3 separate regions of the Homo sapiens genome follow, and regions 2 and 3 are each linked to region 1. The links are chromatin loops, found by intact Hi-C in ENCODE. Cell type or tissue: ascending aorta. All regions are shown on one strand. Links, peaks and the distances in the headings refer to the core of each region. The heading gives the core; the rest is flanking DNA.

Region 1 (7,837 bases), core at 1,383-6,382:
GGATTTTCCATCCAGAGCCAATAAAAGGGCTGGTGGGGGCCGGGGGTGGCTATTGTGGGAAGTCATAACCCACAGATAGATTAACCTAAGAATCCTGGTCCTTCTCCACTCTCCACCATGCAGGACAAACATCCTCTCAAGCAGTCAACGTAGAATGCTTGGGAAATAGTCATAATTACCCACATATAGTAATTAATAGATGGTAATTAATAGATCCTTGATGTGATGTCCTTTTGCATATTTCCTTCATTCTAAAGTTGTTCTCTGGCCGGGCACAGTGGCTTTTGCCTGTAATCCCAACACTTTGGGAGGACAGGACAGATCACTTGAGGTCAGGAGTTCCAGACCAGCCCAGCCAACAGGACAGATCACTTGAGGTCAGGAGTTCGAGACCAGCCCAGCCAACATGGCGAAACCATGCCTCTACTAAAAATACAAAAATTATGGTGACGCCTGCCTGTAGTCCCAGCTACTCGGGAGGCTGAGGCAGGAGGATCGCTTGAACCCAGGAAGTGGAGATTGCAGTGAGCGGAGATCGCACCACTGCACTCCAGCCTGGTCGACAGAGTGAGACTCAATCTCAAGGAAAATTAAAATAAAGTTGTTCTCTGAAGAGCAAATGTCTCATTCCAGTAATGACCCACTCACCAGGAATATGGTGGAGTTCAGTCCAATTCAGATCAGCCATATCCAAAAGACTACAAGTCATTACTAAGTTGAGCAAAAGAGTTTTTATCTATTAGCAGAAAGGGCCTCTCTGGCAGCAGAGATTAAAAATTGGCCCGACTTCATTTCCATACTTCAGGGAATAGCAAATTGAAGATTTACTTATCTAGGACTTGAATTCCTTCTTTGGGACCAAGTTAATAAAAGACCAAGAAACTCCTGATTAAACTGGGTAATGAAGGATTCTGTAGACAGGGCTGCACGTATCGGCTTTGTTTGACTTCTCTTTTCTCAGTTAACATCTCAGAGCTGGAACATTCCACATTCCCCAGCAGCGTGTGGGGGCCGACTAAAGTTTGCAATTCCGACTAAAAATCACCCTGCTTCTGGCTTATCTGAATCCCTTACCCACCCCACCTCACCACCCCACTCCTATTTATTCAGCACCACACTACCCAGGAAATACACTAGCAAATTGTGCAATGGAATAAAATCCACACTTTACTTTAGATTCTTGCAACTGTATCATATGTAATAGTATCACTTTTTCTACATTTTGGTCAAATAAATTTTTACATAAACTACAAAAAAAAAAAAAGAAAATGATACTAGGCTTTGGGGTTGGAGTGTATTGCCTTCAGATCAGATACTTGGCTCTGATTCCCATAATGTCTTTAAGAATTTCTATCACTACTCTCTCTTTTTCCCCTCCTTTCTGTGCTAAGTATAACCAAGAAAAGGGGCTTTTGACCATTTCCAGATGAGGGTTTTAAAGTGGCAGCAGAGAGAGAATCCCTTGGGACTGGTATCATATTGGCAGCACAGATCATGACTAAAAAAAGACTGCACAGAGAATGGGGAATTTGGGAGAAGGTTTGCCAGGTTTGCTTTTTTGGTAGACCTTTTCCAGCAGAGTCAACTAGTCAATGCTTCCCTACTAAACCCTTGGAGTGCCTTGAGCCTGTGTGCCTCTAAGTGGACATGGATCCATTCTAAAACAATCAGAAGAGTACTTAGAAAACATTTATCTTGTGGCCAGGCATGGTGGCTCACACCTGTGATCCCAGCACTTTGGGAGGCCAAAGCGGGTGGATCACAAGGTCAGGAGATCGAGACCATCCTGGCCAACATGGTGAAACCCTGTCTCTACTAAAATACAAAAAATTACTAAAAATACAAAAATTAACTAAAAATTATTAAAAATACAAAAATACTAAAAATACAAAAATTAACTAAAAATTATTAAAAATACAAAAATACTAAAAATACAAAAGTTAACTAAAAATTATTAAAAATACAAAAATACTAAAAATACAAAAGTTAACTAAAAATTATTAAAAATACAAAAATACTAAAAATACAAAAGTTAACTAAAAATTATTAAAAATACAAAAATACTAAAAGTACAAAAATTAACTAAAAATTATTAAAAATACAAAAATACTAAAAGTACAAAAATTAACTAAAAATTATTAAAAATACAAAAATACTAAAAGTACAAAAATTAACTAAAAATTATTAAAAATACAAAAATACTAAAAATACAAAGATTAACTGGGTGGCGCACACCTGTAGTCCCATCTACTTGGGGGGCCGAGGAAGGAGAATCGCTTGAACCCAGGAGGCGGAGGTTGCGGTGAGCCGAGATCGCAGCACTGCACTCCAGCCTAGTGACAGAGACCTCGTCTCAAAAACAAAAAAAAAAAAAAAGAAGAAAGAAAACATTTATCTTGTAACCAGTGGGATACAAGAAGGGCTGGAACTCACCTGAAGGGCCAGAAGGGAGGTTAGAATTGAGAGCAGGGTGGGGAGGAGATTGTTCTTGAAAAACTAGGCTGGGGCCTTGCTACTCAAACTGTCGTCCCTGGACCAACAGGATTGGCACCAGAATATATATTTTAGCAAAATCCCCAGGAGATTTGTCAATATAATTAAAATATGAGAAGCACTGGGCTAGGGTGTTAGCTGAGAGGCTGAGGAGGGAAGAGTAGATTGGCAAGGAAGATCAAGGTAACAATTAGCAGGGCTTGGTATTCTGACATTTTTGGAGATGGAGATGACACAAAGATGAGTCCAAGAATACAAATTTGGGAGACTTAAAGAATACAAGTAACGTCCAATACTCATTTATCTACAGATAATTGATAGACTAATTAAAAATCATGCCTATTCATTAAGGCCTAGATCCATGGTCAAATGACATGTTTAGTTTTGTTTGCTAAGTTTGCTGTACCCATTAGCATTATATTTATGCATTTAAAAACAACAAAATTGTTTTTTTCTGCCTGAGAAGTTAAACGCAGGCTGTACTTATATTCATTTCTCTCTTCATTATTTAATCAATGTTTCCTTTCTATGCATTTGTTTTGTGACCTTGAACATTACTAATTATTATTATTTTTGAGATAGAGTCTTGTTGCTGAGGCTGGAGTGCAGTGGCTTGCTGCAACCTCCGCCTCCCCGGTTCAAGTGATTTTCCTGCCCCAGCCCCCCGAGTGGCTGGAATTACAGGGGTGTGCCACAATGCCCAGAAAATTTTTGTATTTTTAGTAGAGGCGGGGTTTCACCATTTTGGCCAGGCTGGTCTTGAACTCCTGACATCAAGTGATCTGCCCGCCTTGGCCTCCCAAAATGCTGGGATTACAGGCATGAGCCACTGCATCCGGCCAAACATTGCTAATGATTAGTGCCATAGCACACAAGGTGCCAGCTTTCTCAGTGTTGTGTAACCTATTCAGTTAAAATTAGACAGCGTGAGGGTTACACATGGGCTCTAAGTTTTTTACGTAATTCAGGGAACTAGTGAAAATGGTCTGGCACCTTGAGGTTATAAAAGGGATAGAACAACCTCCATGGGTGTCCTATTTATCATGCAGGAGTACTAACTCAAGTGATGCTGTGTTCTTTTGTCAATTGAAAGAATTAAGAAAGAAGAAGAAAGGCATTCCATCTATAAGTGGAAACGCTACTCTCACGGCATTCATGTACCAGCTATTGTCTAAGGTCTGACAGTTTCAGTGACTTATCCAGATGTTTTGTCTACATGATACCAGCCTCAGAGATATTTGCCAACATTAGTATAATTGAATACCTCATTCGGTTTTGCATCTTCTCATTTTCTTTCACCATGTTGACACCGTACTACTTCTTGTCCTCTCTCTCCCAGCTACAGGGGGATAAAGCACCAATGAACACACAATCCAGCCTCTTAACCTCTCTCCAGCACCTAGCTACTTCAAGTTAGAACTTCAAATTTGAACCAAGGAAAACAATGTTCTGTGAATCTTTTTCTCCCTGGAAAAATAGGAGAGAATGAAGTTCTTTTCTGTCTATAGTTCGCGACAGCTAGGGGATGATGAAAGTTGCATGCATTGTTTTTCATAATGTGTGATTTATTCCTTAAGAAAAAGTCACTCAGATGATTCTTGGTGCTCAAGATGTTGAAATGTTCTGACTCTTCTCTAATACAACAATAGTAAAGTGAATTCAACAGCCTACTGCTCACTTTAAAACACCGGGGTACCTCTGTGCTTCCCAGATATTATCGTTTCCCATGGCAGGTTCTAAACTGGTAGTCTGAAGCCTAGCTCTGGTCTGCAGACATGTTTTATTTGGACTCCACAGTATTTTTACAAACTTTGAGCCAAAATGTAAAAATAGGGAGATTTCACACCAAAAAAATCAGAGTCACTTCACTTTAATGAGAATATGTGACAAGACTAGACTCTCGTGTGGCATGGATCCTTCTTCGTATGACAGTGAGCAGCTGGAACTGGCTAGTGACTACCCTAAGATGCCACAGTTTCCACCGTTCCCTACCATTGACCTGACTTTGGGGCTGAGTTTTCATTTACTGATCTTGGGGCCAGTTTTCATTTACTGATCTTTGTACTTGCTATGTTATTTATCTCAAAGTAAAGAAATATTTATCTGGGCCCATGTCTTTATCACGGGAAAGATATCAGGCCAGGCACGATGACTCATGCCTGTAATCCCAGCGTGGAGACCCAGGCAGGCAGATCACTTGAGGTCAGGAGTTCGAGACCAGCCTAGGCAACATGGCGAACCCCTGTCTCTATTAAAAATATAAAAATTAGCCAGGAGTGGTGGTGCATGCTTGCAATCTCAGCTATTTGGGAGGCTGAGGCAGGGAAATCACTTGAACTCGGGAGGCGGAGGTTGCAGTGAGCCGCAATCGTGCCACTGCACTCCAGCCTGAGCAACAGAGTGAGACTTTGTCTCAAAAAAAAAAAAAAAAAAAAAAAACAAGCAAAAAGAGTAAGACAGCAAAAGATAAACTGAAAATTATATTTCAAGTAAAACAGGAGTGCACAAATTTCTTCACGGACTTGAGGAATATTCCTGCACGTTCAACATGTAAACTTTATATGTTTGTCAAAAGATTGTATGTGTTGAAAGAGAACCCAAGAACCTGGTTACTGCCTAGACCCTGAAGTCAATTGAGTAAGTGACCCTTCTTCACTTCCCAGAATTGGAACGGAGTGCCTAAATTGTGAAATAGAATGAAGATAAGTTTGCAAAACCATATGACATAGTGCATGAGATATCTGAACAGAAATGCACCTGGAACTGGAGAACCCAGAGTTGCTGTTTAGTGGGTTCATAGAGGAAGTGCCCTACAGTCTTCCTGTCTCTGCCTTTCTGAGTGAGAACCTGCTCTAGCACAGACCTCAACCAGGAAATAAACTCATATCATAGGCAGCAGCATAAAACATCTCTCTAATTCTCCCGCAGACCCATAATACAGTATCCTGAGAGAGGGTGCTCACTTCTACCTAGCTTAGAGAGCAGAGCCACAGCATTTTGCAAACAGACAGAAGACAAATCTACTTGGAATGATGAGTACAACAGCAGCCCACATCTGTACAGCACATCTGCAGGTTTTCACCTGTAAAGGAAACAAGAGACAAAGATCATGAAATTTGGGCTAGGCGCAGTGGCTCACACCTGATATCCTAGCACTTTGGGAGGCCAAGTGGGTAGATCGCTTAAGGCCAAAGTTTCGAGACCAGCCTGGGCAACATAGGTAGAGCCTGTCTCCACAAATAATAAAAAAATTTAGCCAAGTTTGGTGGTGCATGCCTGTGGTCCCAGCTACTCCAGAGGCTGAGGCAGGAGGATCGCTTGAGCCCGGGGGTTCAAGGCTGCAGTAAGCCATGATTGTACCCATTGCACTCAGCCATGATTGTACCCACTGCACTCCAGCCTGGACCACAAAGTGAGACCCCGTCTCAAAAAATAAAATAAAATAAAAATAAAATCAGACCTTTAAGTAAGTGCATAAGTAGACCTGAAAGTTGGGACATCACAGAGTAGGCAGACAGAGGACAATTAGTAGAAACTTGAAGAAGAAATATTTAGATTATGGCAGAACAGAGATGACTCTTTTGGCTAAGAACCTTTGTCTGTTCTCCAACCCTCAACAATAGTTCTTTAGCAGAAGGAATCAGAAATTGCTATAGATTGTTTATGATAGAGTGCCTGGTAAGCAGAGACTACAGTCTTCTTTCCCCTTGTTTTGGGAGGTGGAAAGGAAGGCAGAGGAAACGGCCAACATTCTTTATGTTCAGAGAAGAGTCTCTCTTCAGGTCTTCTTAGGGTCAAAAGGAGAGAGTTGTTCATTTCTCTGGCTCCTCACCGCTTACAGAGCTGTCCTCTGAGGGAAGGGTAGGGTGAAGGAGCCTTCCTGGAAGAGAAGGACTAAAAATCCTCAGCTTCTACTTTTTTTTTTTTTTTTTTTTGAGCCTGAGTATCTCTGTGTCACCCAGCCTGGAGTGCAGTGGCATGATCGTGGTTCACTGCAGCCTTGAAATCCTGGGCTCAAGCAATCTTACTGCCTCAGCTTCCCTTGTGAGGGAGTGCAAGTAGATGGGATTAAGTGTGCAAGTAGCTGGGACTACAGGCACATACCACCACACGTGATTAATTTTTTTTTTTTTTTTTAAGATGAAGTCTCACTCTGTCACCAAGCTGGGAGTACAGTGGTGTGATCTCGGCTCACTGCAGCCTCTGCCTCCCAGGTTTATGCAATTCTCCTGCCTCAGCCTCCTGAGTAGTTGGGATTACAGGTGTGCACTGACACGCCCAACAAATTTTTGTATTTTTAGTAGAGATGGGGTTTCACCATGTTGCCCAGGCTGGTCTTGAACTCCTGACCTCATGACTAATTTTTAAATTTTTTGCAGAGATGGCAGTCTTACTATGTTGCTCAGGCTGGTCTCCAACTGCTGGGCTCAAGCAATCCTCCTGCCTCGGCCTCCCAAAGCACTGGGCTTATAGGCATGAGCCACTGCATCTGGACCCCAGCTCTTACTCTTTTGAGGTTCAGCACTTGGAGAATCACTCTTAGATTGAGGTAGGACCACTAATAGCTATTATCAGGAAAGAATATCAAAGAGGAACTCACCATGAGGGAAAGGTAGGTCAAGGCTGGTAACCCAAGTTCAATGCAGAGAGGTGGAAGAGGGTGTGGGGGAGGGTTGGTATTGGTACAACATACAGCTGAGGACAAATACTGTTTGGTAGTGCTATACCTTGGTGACTATATGAAGCACATGAAGGTTAATGAAAATAATTATAACCTTGGATCAATCCCAAGTTGGGGTGCTATTAACCAAGGCATGATTCAACCAGTAAGTGTCTCAGTTTAGCAGATAACTGTCCCCCAGCCTGTGTGGGATCAGTCTCCAAGAGTCACACCCACAGCCAAAGCAACAGTGGGATTGGCCTGATGTGTGACTTTCAGTTTTCTCTCTCCCCTTGCTTTGATTAAGGCCCTCATGTCCTTAGACTATTTGCAGAGTGATGAGTGGTCTTTGGGAAATACTGTGCTTCTTAATAATAAGAGAAGGCCTGATTCCACTTGAGCTTATCAAGTGGGCTGTAAGAACTTCAAGGCCTAGGTTAAAGGTAAAGAAAAAATGTATACGGTTATCACATAGATTAGATTAAATCTTTTTTTTTTTTTTTTTTAACAAAACTCCTGGCTGAGTTAAGTAAGTGACTTTTGAGTTAAGAAAAAGAGATACCTGGATAAGGAAGACTCTACATGAGTGTTTCAGCTAAGACTCCGGGGCTTGGTGTGGATGAATCTGTTCATTAGCCCCGCCTTACTAAATACTGCCTTAATAGGGCTTATTTCTATCTGAAT
Region 2 (7,837 bases), core at 1,935-6,934, 130 kb before region 1:
CGCTTGCCACCACGCCTGGCTAATTTTTGTACTTTTAGTAGAGATGAGGTTTCACCACGTTGGCCAGGCTGGTCTTGAACTCCTGACCTCTGACCTCAGCTGATCCTCCCGCCTCAGCCTCCCAAAGTGCTTGGATTACAGGCGTGAGCTACCTCACCTGGTGAGGCTTGAAACTTTCAGCCACAGTTCTCATACTCCAGAGAGGGGTGAGGGACTGGAAATGGACTTAATAATCCAGAATTCTTATAGAATCCAGAATTCTATAAAAATTCAAAAAGTATGGGGTTCAGAGAGTTTCAGGGTTAGCGAACACATAAATATGTCAGGAGGGTGGTACAACCCAACTCCACAGGGAGAGAACCCTGCCAGTCCTCGCCCTATGTATCTCTTGATCTAATGGTTCTTCTGTGTCCTTTATCATATCCTTTATTAATATAATAAACTGGTCAATATAAGTATTTCCTGAGTTCTGTGAGCCACTCTAGCAAATTAATCCATCTGAGGAGAGGATTGTGAGAACCTCCAACCAAGTGGGGGAGAAGTTGTAAGTAACCAGAAACCTACTGCTTGGGATTGGTTTCTCAAGTGTGGGACAGTCTTCTTGTGGGATTGAGCCCTTAACCTGTGAGCCCTTAACCAGTGCAGACTCCAGTTAGTGTCAGAATTGAATTTAATTGTCGAACACCCAGCTATTGTCCACTAGAGAATTGCTTGGTGTGTGGAGAAAAACCCACACACATCTGGTGTCCAGTGTTCAGTATGTGAGAGCAGAAGGAAAAAAGTTTTTTTTTTTTTTATAGAATCAATTGTAGCTATCTATACATGATCAACTGAAGGTAATACATAAAAAAGTTAACAATTAGATGATTGAAAGGAAATAAACTAAGATGCTAACATTAATATACTTCCTGAATGAATCAATCTAAGCCTTTTGTTATATATCATAAGAGCCCAACTTAAGTCTGGATCATCCTCAGGATTGTAGGAAAAGCTCTACCCCTGAAAAGTACAATGTGAATCCAGACTATCTGGTACTCAAGCATGGAAATCTTGTTATCTTAAGGAGAGTGCCACACAAAACTGGCAGACTGTTGCAAAACAAGACATGCTGACTGCCAAATGCATTAAGACATCAAATTCATAGAGAAAACAAGTATATATCTGTCTAGATCTACTTTACTATCTCTACTTAGGCAATCACATGAAGCTTAACTTTCTGGTTCCTTTGAGGCCAGTCCTGAGGGAAGTAATTGCCAAACAGGTCAGGGGCCAGTATAACTAAATAGGTTCCAGTTTCTCTTATTACTTAGGTTCACCAAAAACTGTAAGAATAAAGAATGTAGGCTGGGCACAGTGGCTCATTCCTGTAATCCTAGCACTTTGGGAGGCCGAGGCAAGTGGATCACTTGAGGTCAGGAGTTCGAGATGAGCCTGACCAATATGATGAAACTCCATCTCTACTAAAAATACAAAAATTAGCCAGGTGTGGTGGCATGCACCTGTAATCCCAGCTACTCAGGAGGCTGAGACAGGAGAATCTCTTGAACCCGAGAGGCAAAGGTTGCAGTGAGCCGAGATGGCACCATTGCACTCCAGCCTGGGCAACAAGAGCAAAACGCCATCTCATTAAAAAAAAAAAAAATGTTATAGAAATCTGGGGACTGCAACACCCTCAAAAACCTTTCTCTAGTTTTTAATAATTAAATTAGAGATGGCTACTGAATATTAGCTGGTTGAAATATGGCATTTGCGTAGGTAGATCAACAGTAAACTTCTACATACATAGGCACTGAGTAGGTGTTTATAAAATGCTCACTGAATCAATTTGTCAGGACAAAACTAATTCTGGAAAGTGAAATACATGGAGTCATCTTCCTGTTTTCCAGCTGTAGCCTGTCAGCACCACTACCTCCACTGTCCATGGGGATGCCAACTCTGCCCTTACTTTTGGCCATAATATCTACAGAGGCCTGTTACTACTGTGACCTGGGCTTCAGATGACTGGGGTCCTGTTGCTCCTCCATTCTTGACTCCTGGCTAAGCCTTTCCCAGCCATCCACATGCAAACCTTAGTTGAAAAGGCCTAGTCAGGGATCAGCAAATGACAGCCCATGGGCCAAAACTGACCAGCTGCCTGTTTTTATAAAGTTTTATTGGAACACATCCATGCTCATTCACTTATGTATTATTTAAGGCTGACTTTGGTGTTACAATGGTGGAGTTGAATAGTTGTGACAGAGATCATCTAACCTATAAAGCCTAAAATATCTACTATGTGGCCCTTCTGAGAAAAACTTTGTTTACCTCTGACCTAGATGCATAAGGCCAGATAATAATAATTATTGGGACCAGGCATGATGGCTCAGACCTGTAACCCTGGCACTTTGGGAGGCCAAGGCAGGTGGATCACTTGAGGTCAGGAGTTCGAGACCAGCCTGGCCAACAGGGTGAAACCCTATCTCTACCCAAAATACAAAATTATCCAGGTGTGGTGGCACGTGCCTGTAATCCCAGCTACTTGGGAGGCTGAGGCAGGAGAATTGCTTAAACCTAGGAAGCGGAGGTTGCAGTGAGCTGAAATCGAGCCACTGCACTCCCCTGGACAACAGAGTAGTGTGCAGTGACACAATCATAGGTCACTGCAGCCTTGCGCTTCTAGGCTGAAGCGATCCTCCCGCCTTAGCCTCCCAAGTGGTTAGAACTACTGGCACATGCCACCACACCTGGCTAATTTTTAAATATGTTTTTGTAGAAACAGGGTCTTGCTATATTGCCTGGCTGGTCTTCAATTCCTGGTCTCAAGCAATCCTCCCACCTCGCCTCCCAAACTGCTGGGATTACAGGGATAAACCAACACACCCCGGCCTATAATAAAGTTCTTGTGTGGCATTTACCATATGCCAAGCAGTACGCTAAGGTCTTTGCATATGTTAATTCCTTAGTCCTCACTACAATCCTATGAGGAAGCTGAGGCATAAAGAAGTTAAGGTAACACAGCTAATAAGCCTGTGTCTGGCCTAGATAGAGAAGGTATTGCAAAATAAATAGATTATCACAAGGATTCAAGAAATGAACAAAATCATAATTTGGAAGCTCCAATAAATCAGCAAACAAGTCATGGTGGAAATTATGAGAATAATGTGATTGTGGAAATAGGTTATTCCTAATAACCACATTCTGGCCAGCTGCAGATTCCTTTTGTGTCTGGGATTATGTGAAAAAGTAATGTTTAAGAAAATAAAAAACCAGGCCGGGTGTGGTGGCACACGCCTGTAATCCCAGCACTTTGGGAGGCCAAGGTGGTGGGGGGGATCACTTGAGGTCAGGAGTTCGAGACCAGCCTGGCCAACATAGCGAAAACCCATCTATACTAAAAATACAAAAATTAGCTGGGTGTGGTGGTGGGCACCTGTAATCCCAGCTACTCAGGAGGCTGAGACAGGAGAATCACTTGAACCCAGGAGGCAGAGTTTGCAGTGAGCTGAGATCTCGCCACTGCACTCCAGCCTGGGCAACAAAGCAAGTCTGTGACTCAAAAAAAAAAAAAAGAAAGAAAATAGAAATGACAATATAGAAAAATGGAACTGACCAAAAAAAGTTTTTTTTTTAAAAAAAGATATTTACTATAGAACTTCTACATTTAAATTGTAATTTCTGCATCAAGGTAGTAACCTTGGGATACTCTACATTTATTAAGAAATAATTTTTGGCCAGGTGCTGTGGCTCACGTTTGTAATCCCAGCACTTTGGGAGGCCGAGGCAAGTGGATCACAAGGTCTGGAGTTTGAGACCAGCCTGTCCAACATGGTGAAACTCCCATCTCTACTAAAAAGTACAAAAATTAGCTGGGCATGGTGACATGCACCTATAATCCCAGCTACTCGGGGAGCTGAGACAGGAGAATTGCTTGAACCCAGGAGGCGGAGGTTGTGGTGAGCTGAGATCGCACCACTCACTCCATCCTGAGCGAGAGAGTGAGACTCCGTTTCAAAAAAAAAAAAGGAAAGAAATAATTTTCAATGTTTGTTTAAAATAATTTTATAAATTCATATAAGGACCCCATATATATATATATATATTTTTTTTTTTTTTTTTTTTGAGGTGGAGTATCACTCTGCCACCCAGGCTGAAGTGCAGTGGTGCAATCTTGGTTCACTGCAACCTCCACCTCCCCAGCTTTAAGCGATTCTCCTGCCCCAGCCTCCCAAGTAGCTGGGAGTACAGGAGTGCGCCACCACACCTGGCTAATTTTTTGTTGTGTTTTTTTGAGACGGAGTCTCGCTCTGTGGCCCAGGCTGGAAGGAAGTGGCATGATCTTGGCTCACTACAACCTCCGCCTCCTGGATTCAAGTGATTCTCCCACCTCAGGCATCTGCCACCATGCCCGGCTAATTTTTGTATTCTTAGTAGAGATGGGGTTTCACCATGTTGGCCAGGCTGGTCTTGAACTCTTGACCTCATGATCCGCCTGCCTCGGCCTCCCAAAGTGCTGGGATTACAGGCATGAGCCATTGCGCCCGGACTAATTTTTGTGTTTTTAGTAGGGATAGGGTTTCACCATGTTGGCAAGGCTGGTCTCGAATTCCTGACCTGAGGTGATTCACCCTGCTCAGCTTCCCAAATTTCTGGGATTACAGGCATGAGCCACCATGCCCGGCCAAGAAACCCAATATGTTTAATTTGTGGTTTCATTGTTATAAAGCTTATTTTAGTCTCAAGTCATATGATTGCTATTATTTAGCTTTATAGTGCACTTTATTCGCCAAATGTGATCCCCAGAGACTTCTGGCTACTTTCAAAAAGTAAGTCCACTCCAAAGTAATTCCAAGAATAGATTTTCCAGTCTTGTCTGAATAATTCACTGCTTAACACCAGAATCTGGCACATAGTAGATGCTCAAAAAACTGTTAAACAAAGGAGTGACTTTCTCAAAAGTTCCAAAGTATTTTAAGAAATGACAACACTGTTGGAAAATCTCTCTAGGTGACTGCTTTGAAGAAACAACATGCAGTTGGTTCATCAAATTACTCTGATTAATCTTTTCAACAAATACTCATTGAGAACCAGGGCTTGCTACATAGTTTGTGGGGCCCAGTGAAAAATGAAAATGGAAAACTCCTTGTTCAGAAAGCAAGAAAAAAGTATTTTTCTTTCTTCTGCAGTCTCCTTCTCAACCTGAAATTATGTTTTATATTTGCTAGTCAATGTCGTGTTCCCTTGGGCATGTGGATATTTGCAGACCCTTGCAGACATTGCAGACTCTGTGAGTGACTCCACAGGTGGTCATAGTGCTCCTCCTGTGCCCAGATTGTTGGTGGGTGTGTGGGGATGTAGAAGGATGGCAGTAGTCACTGAGTAGGGGCAGGAGAGCATCCAGTGAGGTGGAACCAGGCTAGAGCCTAGACTTCAAACCCCTGGTGCATGCTCCATTGTTCCACTGGTCTTCATTTACAAAACACAAATTCAAAAATAAATTATTAAGTATAAGAGGACAACTGCTGAACATTAAATCCCAAGCCCACAGCTCCCTTCTCAGTGCTCATGAAGGTGGTTCTGTTGAGAATCTATTACGTGCTACTCCCTGAGGGTACTATATGAACAAGGCAAAGACTGGTGAACCTTTCTGCCTAACAGGGAAAGCAGACAAGAAAACAGGAAATTACTCTGCACTGGGTAAGGGCATTGATGGGAGTACAGGCAAACCCTGGTAGCTTCATTCCTGGGGTCAGGGAAAGAGGCTCAAACATAGAAACTGCTAGGTGAGACCTAATGTACAAAAAGGAATAAAACTAGAGAAAGTGTGCAGATAGAGGAAACAGCACTCGAAGAACCAGGGGTAGAAGAGAATGGGACATTCCAGGAACTAAAACAAACTGGCTAAAGTGGAAGGTGGGGACTTTCTCCATTATGTTAATGAGTTCCAACATTTTTTGCATTTTTTGAGGGCAGTGAGAGCCATTTGGAGGGATTTAAGGCAAAGTGACTTGATCAGTCTTGTGTTTATGTAAGATCACTCAAACTGCAATGGAGAGAATAAAAGTCCCAAAGGGCAGAATGAGAAAGTTTGGTAGGAAGACCCATCAAGGGCAAAGAAGAGGAAGCAGAGATTGGTTTGGGGATGTATGGGAGGCACTAGATAACTAGAGGGGCTTACACTGGGGTAAGAAAGACCCAGGATACTAAAGATTAAGCCATGAAGAATTCATTTCAATATCAACTGCTGGTAGGCTGGGTGCAGTGGCTCACAACTGTAATCCTAGCACTTTGGGAGGCCGAGGTGGGTGGATTGCTTGAGGTCAGGAGTTAGAGACCAACCTGCCAACAAGGCAGGAGAATTCCTTGAACCCTGGGAGGTGGAGGTTGCGGTGAGCTGAGATTGCACCACTGCACTCCATCCTGGGCGATAGAGTGAGACCCTGTCTCAAATAAATAAATAAATAAAATGAACTGCTGGAGGGGGACAAAATATATCAAACAAAACAGGCTGAAGCCTGCATTGTGTGTTTTACTTTGCGGGGGAGGACTAGGCTACATTAGCAGCAGGCTGTCACCACGCATGTACTGTTCTGGAACTGTTACACAGCACTGAGGCTTAATAGTTGTTCTGGAGCCCATGACCAGCACTCAGTTCCACACCCTTTCTTACAAAAGAACTTACTCTGCAAAGCAAGTATAATAACCCTGAGGGCGGGCATAGTGGTACATACCTGTAATCCTAGCACTTTGGGAGGCTGACGCGGGTGGATCACCTGAGGTCAGGTGTTCAAAACCAGCCTGGCCAACATGGTGAAACCCCCTCTCTCTGAAAATACAAAAATTTAGCCAGGCGTGGTGGTGGGTCCCTGTAATCCCAGCACTTGGGAGTTTGAGGCAGGAGAATCGCTTGAACTCAGGAGGCGGGAGTTGCAGTGAGCCGAGATGGTGCCACCGCACTCCAGCCTGGGCGACAGAGCAAGACTCCATCTCAAAAATAAAATAAAATAAAATAACCCAGAGGAAATGTTAACTGAGCAATTCTGTGGAGAGACCAGAGTTAAAATACAAAGACACATGTTTCATCCTCTTTAAAAAGTGCAGGATAGGCCAGGCGCAGTGGCTAACACCTATAATCCCAACACTTTGGGAGGCCAAGGAGGGTGGATCACCTGAGGTCATAAGTTTGAGACCAGCCTGACCAATAAGGTGAAACCTGTCTCTACTACAAATACAAAAATTAGCCAGGCACAGTGGCGTGTGCCTGTAGTCCCAGCTACTCGGGAGGCTGAGACAGGAGAATTGCTTGAACCCGGGAGGCAGAGGTTGCAGTGAGCCAAGATCATGCCACTGCACTCCAGCCTGGGCAACAGAGCAAGACTCTGCCTCAAAAAAATAAAAATAAAATAAAAAAAGTGCAGGATATGTTCCTATGTTTAATCTTTAGGCTTAGTGCACAGAGAATAGCACCAAGAGGGTAAATGTTGGAGAGACAGTATTCTAACATATCCAATTTGCCCTATAATTTGTTGAGCACATGAAGTATCTACCGTGTTTTGAGAACTTCCTAACTAGTTTTCCTGGTGCAATAAGAGTGATTGATAGTTTCAAAATTAATTTTGCAATCTTGAATCTTCAGGTGTTTTCTGAACAGTGTGGCCAAAGCTACAGGGGACAAAAGAGATGATCAGAGGACCAGCAGTCTTGGCCTCTGGGAGATTGCTGGACATGCAGAATCACGGGCCTTTGTATACACTTAGGAAGCACTGCTCTGAAGATCTGCTTCCTGATCTTAAGTAAATTATCATTTGAGTTGGAAAAACCATAGGGAACTACTGAAGGTAGAATTTAAAAAACTTCTATA
Region 3 (7,837 bases), core at 1,935-6,934, 60 kb before region 1:
CAAGCCATACTCCTGCCTCAGTCTCCCAAGTAGCTAGGATTACAGGCATGCGTCACCATGCCCAGCTAATTTTTGTATTTTTAGTGGAGATGGGGTTTCACTATGTTGGCCAGGCTGGTCTTGAACTCCTGACCTCATGATCCTCCCACCTCCGCCTCCCAAAGTACAGGATTACAGGCGAAAGCCACTATGCCCAGCCTATAGTCTTTTTTATAAGTGAAGAAACTGAGACTCAGAGAGGCTAAATGACTTATCTAAGATCATGCAGTGAGCCAGTGGATGGCAGACCTGGTAGAAGGACCCAGACACCGGGTCTTAGGCCAGTGTTCTTTCCACTGTATCTTGCTGGATTCCTGGGCTCATGACTCACCTTAATCAACAAGCTACATGATTCTCCAAAAAAGCTCATCTCTCTGGACTTTAATTCTCAACTACAAAATGAGGAAGTTGGCAACTATGATTCCAAAGGGCTCTTCCAAAACTTGTATTCAGGTGCTCCATGATATTGCTTCATAACTGTGCCTAGGACTGGCTAGGTTGACTCTAAGACCCTAATGAGAGAATGTCACATCAGTCAGCATGCACACACACACACACACACTCATGTACACACCTGTCATTAAAGTCTCTAGTGTTTTTGTGCTGAGAAGGAGCAAACATTGGTAACAACCCAAGAGTAATAAAATAATTGTGTAGATGCTCCGTACCCCATCTGTTCTATTCCTGTTTTTAAAACGAGTGCCATGTGCTTTAATCTTCTTGTCTTTTAGTCCCCAAACAAAATGAAATAAAGCAGTCTTTGCGTTGCTGCATTTCCAGTGACAATGAGACAACGGGCTCTGCACCAGTCCTGGGTCACTCACTGAGCTCTGCACTGGGGAGTGGGAAAGTGGAGGAGCTGAAAAGCCTGCCTCCTCCCATTCCTTAGGTGTGGAGACAAGGTTCAGACACAGCTCTGAGCCAAACATGTGTTCTCCCAGCTGGGGCCTATGGCTTCTCAAGATGTCAAACAGGGAAGTAGTATGTCCACACACTGATGTATTACTGATAATTCATTTATCTCTCTTCTTTTTTTTCGAGACGGAGTCTCGCTCTGTTGCCTAGGCTAGACCAGTGCAGTGGCACCATCTCAGCTCACTGCAACCGTCACCTCCCGGGTTCAAGCAATTTTCTGCCTCAGCCTCCTGAGTAGCTGGGATTACAAGCTCCCACCACCATGCCCAGCTAATTTTTGTATTTTTAGTAGAGATGGGGTTTCACCATCTTGGCCAGGCTGATCTTGAACTCTTGACCTTGTGATCCACCTTCCTCGGCCTCCCAAAGTGCTGGGATTACAGGTGTGAGCCACCACACCTGGCAATAATTTATTTATCTTATTATTTTATTTTTATTAGTACCAAAGACCAAGACTAGTGGTGTTTTGTTTTGTTTTGTTTTTTGTTTTCGAGATGGAGTCTCACTCTGTTGCCCAGGCTGAAGTGCAGTGGTATGATTTCAGCACGCTGTAACCTCCGTCTCCCAAGTTCAAGCAATACTCCTGCCTCAGCCTCCGGAGTAGCTGAGATTACAGGCTCCCACCACCACGCCCAGCTACTTTCTGTATTCTTAGCAGAGATGAGATTTCACCATGTTAGCTGTGCTGGTCTCAAACTCCTGACTTCAAGTGATCTGCCCGCCTTGGCCTCCCAAAGTGCTGGGATTACAGGAGTCAGCCCCTGCACCTGGCCCAAAACTAGTGTTAATGAGAATCTAAATCCCCATTAGACTACCTGCTTGTTGTGGGCACCTCCCTGGCCTTCATTTACTTTGCAGATTCTTTTAGTCACTCTTGGACTTTTCTTTTTCCTGCATACTGCTTTAAAAGATTTCTAAAAGGAATAGGAGCACAAAGGATATTGCCTTGCTATATTTTGTTGAACCCTAATTGTGTCGGAAAAAACTCAAACCATCTGTCTGCTGTTCTCACACCACAACAACAACGAACACAGAAGACTTCTGTGAGCAAATGTGTGGGAGTTTCTCCCCACACACCATGCAAGCAATCAGTTTTGCAGTGGATCCCAGCTGTATAGCATCAGAAACCACAGGATGAGGGTTCCATCTCACAAGTCTGCCCCCTCTCCTTCCCACCAGTCATGAATCTAGGCCCCTGGAACATCTGACCAACCAGCTTTAACTTGGGGTTTTCACAACCCCCGATTTGGGTTGGATTAATTTGTTAGAGCAGCCCACAGAACTAGGGAAATACTTATATTGACCAATTTAATGCAAAGGATATCTTAAAGGACACAAATAAACAGCCACATGAAGAGATACACAGGATGAGTTCTAGAAGAGTCCTTGAGTGCGGCAGTTTTGTCCCTGTGAAGTTGGGGACATTCTCTTGGCACATGGATGAGTTCTTGTGCACTTCCCTGAAAGCTGGGGGATGGAGCTGAAAGTCCCATCCCCTCTAACCCTGCCTTGTTCCTTCTGGTGACCAGGCCCCCATCCTGCAACTACCTAGGAACTGCCAGCCTTGAGTCAACTCAGTGTATGAAAGACACTTATCACTTTGAATATTCCAAGGATTTTAGGAGTTGTGTGCCAGCACACACGGTCAAAGACCAAATATATATTTCTCAGTATCATACAAATACAAATCCTTCCCAGTGAACTGCAATCAACTGGCTCGTGAGAATCAGGATCATTAGCAACCCAAGAATGTTTCTTGAGTTCCTGCACTCTCCTCATGCAGAGCTCCTGCCCAGTCATTGTTCTAGCTGCTTCATTGCTCCCTTCGTAAGGGAGACACTATGTCCTGACAAAGCATTACTTGCCCAAAGTAATGTCCTGTACTCTGTCTGTTCTTTAGAAAATTAGCATTACACTGTCACATGTTCACCTTTTACTATCCCAGATGTTATCTCTGAATTCAGGATTAGTTTTAGTTAATAGGACTTTAAAACTTTTGCTGGGGTGGGAGGGTAGGTGAGTATACTGGAGTGTAGAACCATATTCCAAAGCTCAACAAGACAACAGCAAAGCCTCACTCATTGTTTAATTTAGAATAAGGTGGGACATGGTCTTCTATGTGAAGGAAAAAAGGCACTTGGTATAATTCTGACTTTCCTAGGAGTCAGGGGTTTCCAGATTGGCCTCTCTCTTTTATTTTTTTGAGACAGGGTCTCACTCTGTTGTCCAGGCTGGAGTCCAGTAGCATAATCATGACGAACTGCAGGCTCTACCTTCTGGGCTCAGGTGATCCTCCCACCTCAGCCCCCCAAGTAGCTGGGGGACTATAGGTGCGTGCCACCAGGCCTGCTAATTTTTTTTTTTTTTTTTTTTTTTGGAGAGATGAGGTTTTACCATGTTGCCAGGCTGTTCTCAAACTCCTGAGCTCAAGTGATCCATCTGCCTTGGCCTCCCAAAGAGCTGTGATTACGGCATTAGCCACCGCCACCATGCCCAGACCAGATTGGCCTATTATTGATGTCCAAGCTCCTTCAGAGAGAACCTTAATGAGAGCTCCATACCTTGGGCAATATGTACATTTTAACACTTCAAGAAGGAAAAGTGATAAACTTCCCAGATAGATTTCCTGCTCCACAAACTGACAATAATGTCCCAGAGTTCATACGATGTAGCCATAAAACACTGGAGTGTTGTTTCTGTAAGAAGAACACCTCTGTCATGGCGTCCATCTGTAGAAACCCTGCCCTGTATCATAAGCCTGGATCCTCTGCTTAGATGCAGACAATCCCTTAATATGGACGTCAGATCCATTACTTAATTCTTGAACCACTGGGGAATTAAAGACCAAGAGTACTCATGAGGCCAGGCATGGTGGTCCTCACCTGTAATATTAACGCTTTGGGAGGCCAAGGCAGGAGGATTCCTTGAGCCCTGAAGTTCAAGACCAGCCTGGGCAACATAGGGACGCCTTGTCTTTACGAAATATAAAAATAACTTAGCCAATTGTCAGTGAGCCGTGATCATCAGATCACTTCCTTCCAAACTACGCAACAGAGCGAGACTGTTTTTCTTTTTTTAAAAAAAGAGTGCTCATGGAACAGTTGGCCTCAGAGCAATGTCTCTTGTTAAATTGTTGGCAACCACAATATCAGCTTGCTGTTCCCTTATAGGCATAGACCAAAATTTGCTTCTCCAGTTTCCTGAAATAACTTCCTGGTCTAATCTAATCTTGCCAATCCCTTAAGGGCCAGCTCAAACCCCATCATCACTGGTTCCATAAAGGCATTCCCAATTACCTCTCTCTAGCCACAGCCTGCAGTCTTAAGCTGTCTTATTTCCTTCTTCTTTAGAATCTAATTCAAACTCCCCACACCTGCCTTTGTTCTTGGTCTATATTTTGGAGGTTTTTTACCTCTTCTTGTCTCTTCCTCTTTCTCCCTAACATCTTTCTGATTTCTGGGGCTCTGGACCTTGTGTCTCATTTCCTGTATCTAGCCTTACACTTGCCCCTGGTATCTGATACTGATATGGCTTCTCTGGAAATGACCAGAGCTCCCTTCTTTGGCTCCAATATTGGTACTTGCCTTTTGGATTTTGTCCACTAATGAAAGATCTGGATACTTTGCCTGACTCACTCCATTCCTGGAACTTACCTCAGTGCTGACCTCTAAGGCCAGCTAGTTTCTGGTCCTGTACAAAGGAAACTGAACAAGCATAGCAAGTAATGTATTTTCCTTTGGCTAAATGTCTTACCCCAGGTAGACAGTAACTCTCCTGATGTGGGACCACAAATCATAAAATAGGGAAGGCCTAGCCTCGTAAGTTTTGGAGTTAGATGTTTCTGAGTTCTAATCGCAGCTTGCCATTGAATTCATTTACTTATTATGATCTTGGGCAAGTAATGAGCCTTTTTGAACCTCAGTTTTTTTCGTATCAGTTAAATGGGAATAATAATAATAGTACCTAATAGGATTAATGCGACGATTAATGAACAATAAAGCGAAACTTTGAAATGTTAACAAAATCCTTTCACACTAGTACAAACTCTAATGCTTGGTCCAAGGATGGTGTGGGGGGTGTGTGTGTGTGTGCGTGTTACTAGGAAAAAATTTCCAAGAACTGTCAGGGTCTATGCAGAATATCCGGCACACACAAAGCACTCAATAAATGTAAGCTTAAAAAAGAAAAGCAGGCCAGGTGCGGTGGCTCACACCTGTAATCCCAGCATTTTGGGAGGCCAAGGTGGACAGATCACTTGAGGTCCGGATTTTGAGACCAGCCTGGCCAACATGGTGAAACCCCATCTCTACTAAAAATACAAAAATTAGCCAGACATGGAGGTACGCTCCTGTCATCCCAGCTACTCGTGAGGCTGAGGCAGGAGAATTGCTTGAATCCAGAAGGCAGAGGTTGCAGTGAGCTGAAATCGCATCACTGCACTCCAGCCTGGGTGACAGAGTGGGGACTCTGTCTCAAAAAAGAAAAGAAAAGCAATAGAAGATTGAAAGTCAATAGATGGGGCCAGGCATGGTGGCTCATGCCTGTAATCCCTGCACTTTGGGAGGCCGAGGCAGGTGGATCACCTGAGGTCAGGTGTTTGAAACCAGCCTCACCTACATAATGAAACCCCGTCTCTACTAAAAGTACAAAAAAAATTAGCCGGGCATGGTGATACACGCCTGTAATCCCAGCTACTTGGGAGGCTGAGGCAGGAGAATTGCTTGAACCTGGGAGGCAGAGGCTGCAGTGAGCCTAGGCTCACTGCACTCCAGCCCGGGTGACAACAGTGAGAGACTCCATCTCAAAACAAAGAGAAAGTCAACAGATGGATCACCATCCTTCCAGATCAGAAAAACAGGCTGGGGCAAAGGGCAATTGCTTACGCTTACCTTACCGATTTTTCCAGGGTTTAAGCGTGCTGTGAAAATTTAAATTTCTTTCTTTCTTTCTTTCTTTCTTCTTTCTTTCTTTCTTTCTTTCTTTCTTTCTTTCTTTCTTCCTTCCTTCCTTCCTTCCTTCCTTCCTTCCTTCCTTCCTTCCTTTCTTCTTTCTTTCTTTCTTTCTTTCTTTCTTTCTTTCTTTCTTTCTTTCTTTCTTTCTTTCTTTCCTCCTTTCTTTCTTTTTGAGATGGAGTCTCGCTGGGTGCAGTGGCTCATGCCTGTAATCCCAGCATTTTGGGAGGCCAAGGTGGGCAGATCTCCTGAGTTTAGGAGTTCAAGACCAGCCTGGGCTGGCCAGCATGGCTTAACCCTGTCACTACTAAACATACAAATTTTTCTTTCCTTTTTTTTTTTTTTTTTTTTTTTGTGACAGAGTCTCTCTCTGTCACCCAGGTTGGAGTGCAGTGGCGTGATATCAGCTCACTGTAACCTCCACCTCCCTGGTTCGAGCGATTCTCCTGCCTCAGCCTCCTAGGTGTGAAAGCCCAGTGACAGCTTAGTAGAGGAGATAGTTGGGGTATGGACTCTGGATTACTTGACTTACATGTAAAAGGTAAACTTTACTAGGTTTACCTAGTAAAGGTAAAAAAAAAAAAAAAGGTAGGTGAGTCCTTTACTATTTCTAGGAATTGGCTAGCCGTTAGAGGGTCAGTCCCTCCAGGGTGCAGAAAACCGCCCGTGTCAAAGCACCCAAAACCCTTGGTTAACACAAGTTTCAACAATCATTGTCAGAGCCAGGGACTGTATTAGTTTGCGAGAGCTGCTATAGCAAAATAACACAGACTGAGTTCCTTATACAGCTATGAGAAATTTGTTTTCTCACAGTTTTGGAGGCTAGAAGTCCAAGATCAAGGTGTTGGCAAGGTTAATTTCATTCTGAGGACTCTCTCCTTGCCTTGCAGATGGTCACCTTCTTGTTGCATCCTCACATGGTCTTTTCTTTGTGCATGCACCTCTCTGGTGTCTCATTGTGTGTCCAAATTTCCTCTTAGTATGAGGACACCAGTCAGATTAGATCTGGGCCTAACTTAACAGCCTCATTTTAACTTCATCTCTTTAAAGACCCTGTCTTTAAATATAGTCACACTCTCAGGTACCGGGGGTTAGGGCTCCAACAGTTGATTTTTAGGAGGACACCTTTTTGATCACCTGAAAACAAGAGATGGATTTGGGGCCGGTCGCAGTGGCTCATGCCTGTAATCCTAGCAATTTGGGAGGTCAAGGGGGGTGGATCACCTGAGGTCAGGAGTTTGAGACCAGCCTGACCAACATGGCGAAACCCCGTCTCTACTAAAACTACAAAAATTAGCTAGGCATGGTGGCACTGCCTGTAATCCCAGCTATTTGGGGGGCTGAGGCAGGAGAATCGCTTGAACCTGGAGGGTGGAGGTTACAGTGAGTGGAGATCGCATGACAAGAGCGAAACTCCATCTCAAAAAAAAAAAAAAAGACACAGATTTGGTAGAGGGAAAGATACACTCATGAGGACTATGAGGTAGCAACATTTGGGTAGTATGTGAATATGACCTCACTCATATCTATGAGCTTTGGGGGCCTAGACAAATTTAGAGTGCAGAGGTGTTTGCTTATGTGAAAGAATATCAATAAATCTATATGGCCAGGAACGGTGGCTCACACCTGTAATTCCAGCACTTTAGGATGCCAAGGTGGGCAGATCACCTGAGGTCAGGAGTTCAAGACCAGCCTGGCCAACATGGTGAAACCCCGTCTCTATTAGAAATACAATTAGCTGGGCATGATGGCGCATGTCTGTAATCCCAGCTATTCAGGAGGCTGAGGCAGCAGAATCACTTGAGCCCAGGAGGCAGAGGCTGCAGTGAGCCAAGATCGTGCCATGAACTCCAGCTTGGGCAACAGAGTGAGACTCTGTCTCAAAATAAATAAATAAATAAATAAAATAAATCTATACTGAATCAAGATTC

What was found. Hi-C counts contacts between places; a loop is a spot of excess contacts. Peaks named below come from ENCODE experiments on the same cell type or tissue, not always from the same donor. Only the 100,000 strongest peaks of a DNase experiment are listed, where the experiment ranks them.
Region 2: it touches region 1 in a loop (2.9-fold over the local background); 2 of 110 quality-filtered maps call a loop at or near these places.
Region 3: a loop joins it to region 1, with 2.3 times the contacts of the local background. A loop is called at or near these places in 5 of 110 quality-filtered maps.

What each region holds. Positions count from the first base shown.
Region 1 is chr3:27,634,177-27,642,013 of GRCh38, forward strand. It overlaps LOC124906221 (a long non-coding RNA gene), which reads left to right and starts at 2,323. Exons shown (of 2, transcript XR_007095850.1): 1 at 2,323-5,130. It also overlaps the pseudogene TPM4P2. RefSeq lists an enhancer at 3,266-3,868. In ascending aorta, for the core only: a CTCF peak has its summit at 3,482; a DNase peak (open chromatin) is centred at 3,335; H3K4me3 peaks cover 1,380 bases; H3K27ac peaks cover 3,074 bases.
Region 2 is chr3:27,499,039-27,506,875 of GRCh38, forward strand. No RefSeq gene overlaps it. Among named protein-coding and RNA genes, the nearest start is that of SLC4A7, 19 kb to the left of the region's middle. In ascending aorta, for the core only: no CTCF peak of the experiment used is centred there; a DNase peak (open chromatin) is centred at 4,573; H3K27ac peaks cover 2,350 bases.
Region 3 is chr3:27,573,641-27,581,477 of GRCh38, forward strand. No RefSeq gene overlaps it. Among named protein-coding and RNA genes, the nearest start is that of SLC4A7, 93 kb to the left of the region's middle. RefSeq lists a silencer at 5,638-5,932. In ascending aorta, for the core only: no CTCF peak of the experiment used is centred there; DNase peaks (open chromatin) are centred at 3,930 and 4,601; H3K27ac peaks cover 3,749 bases.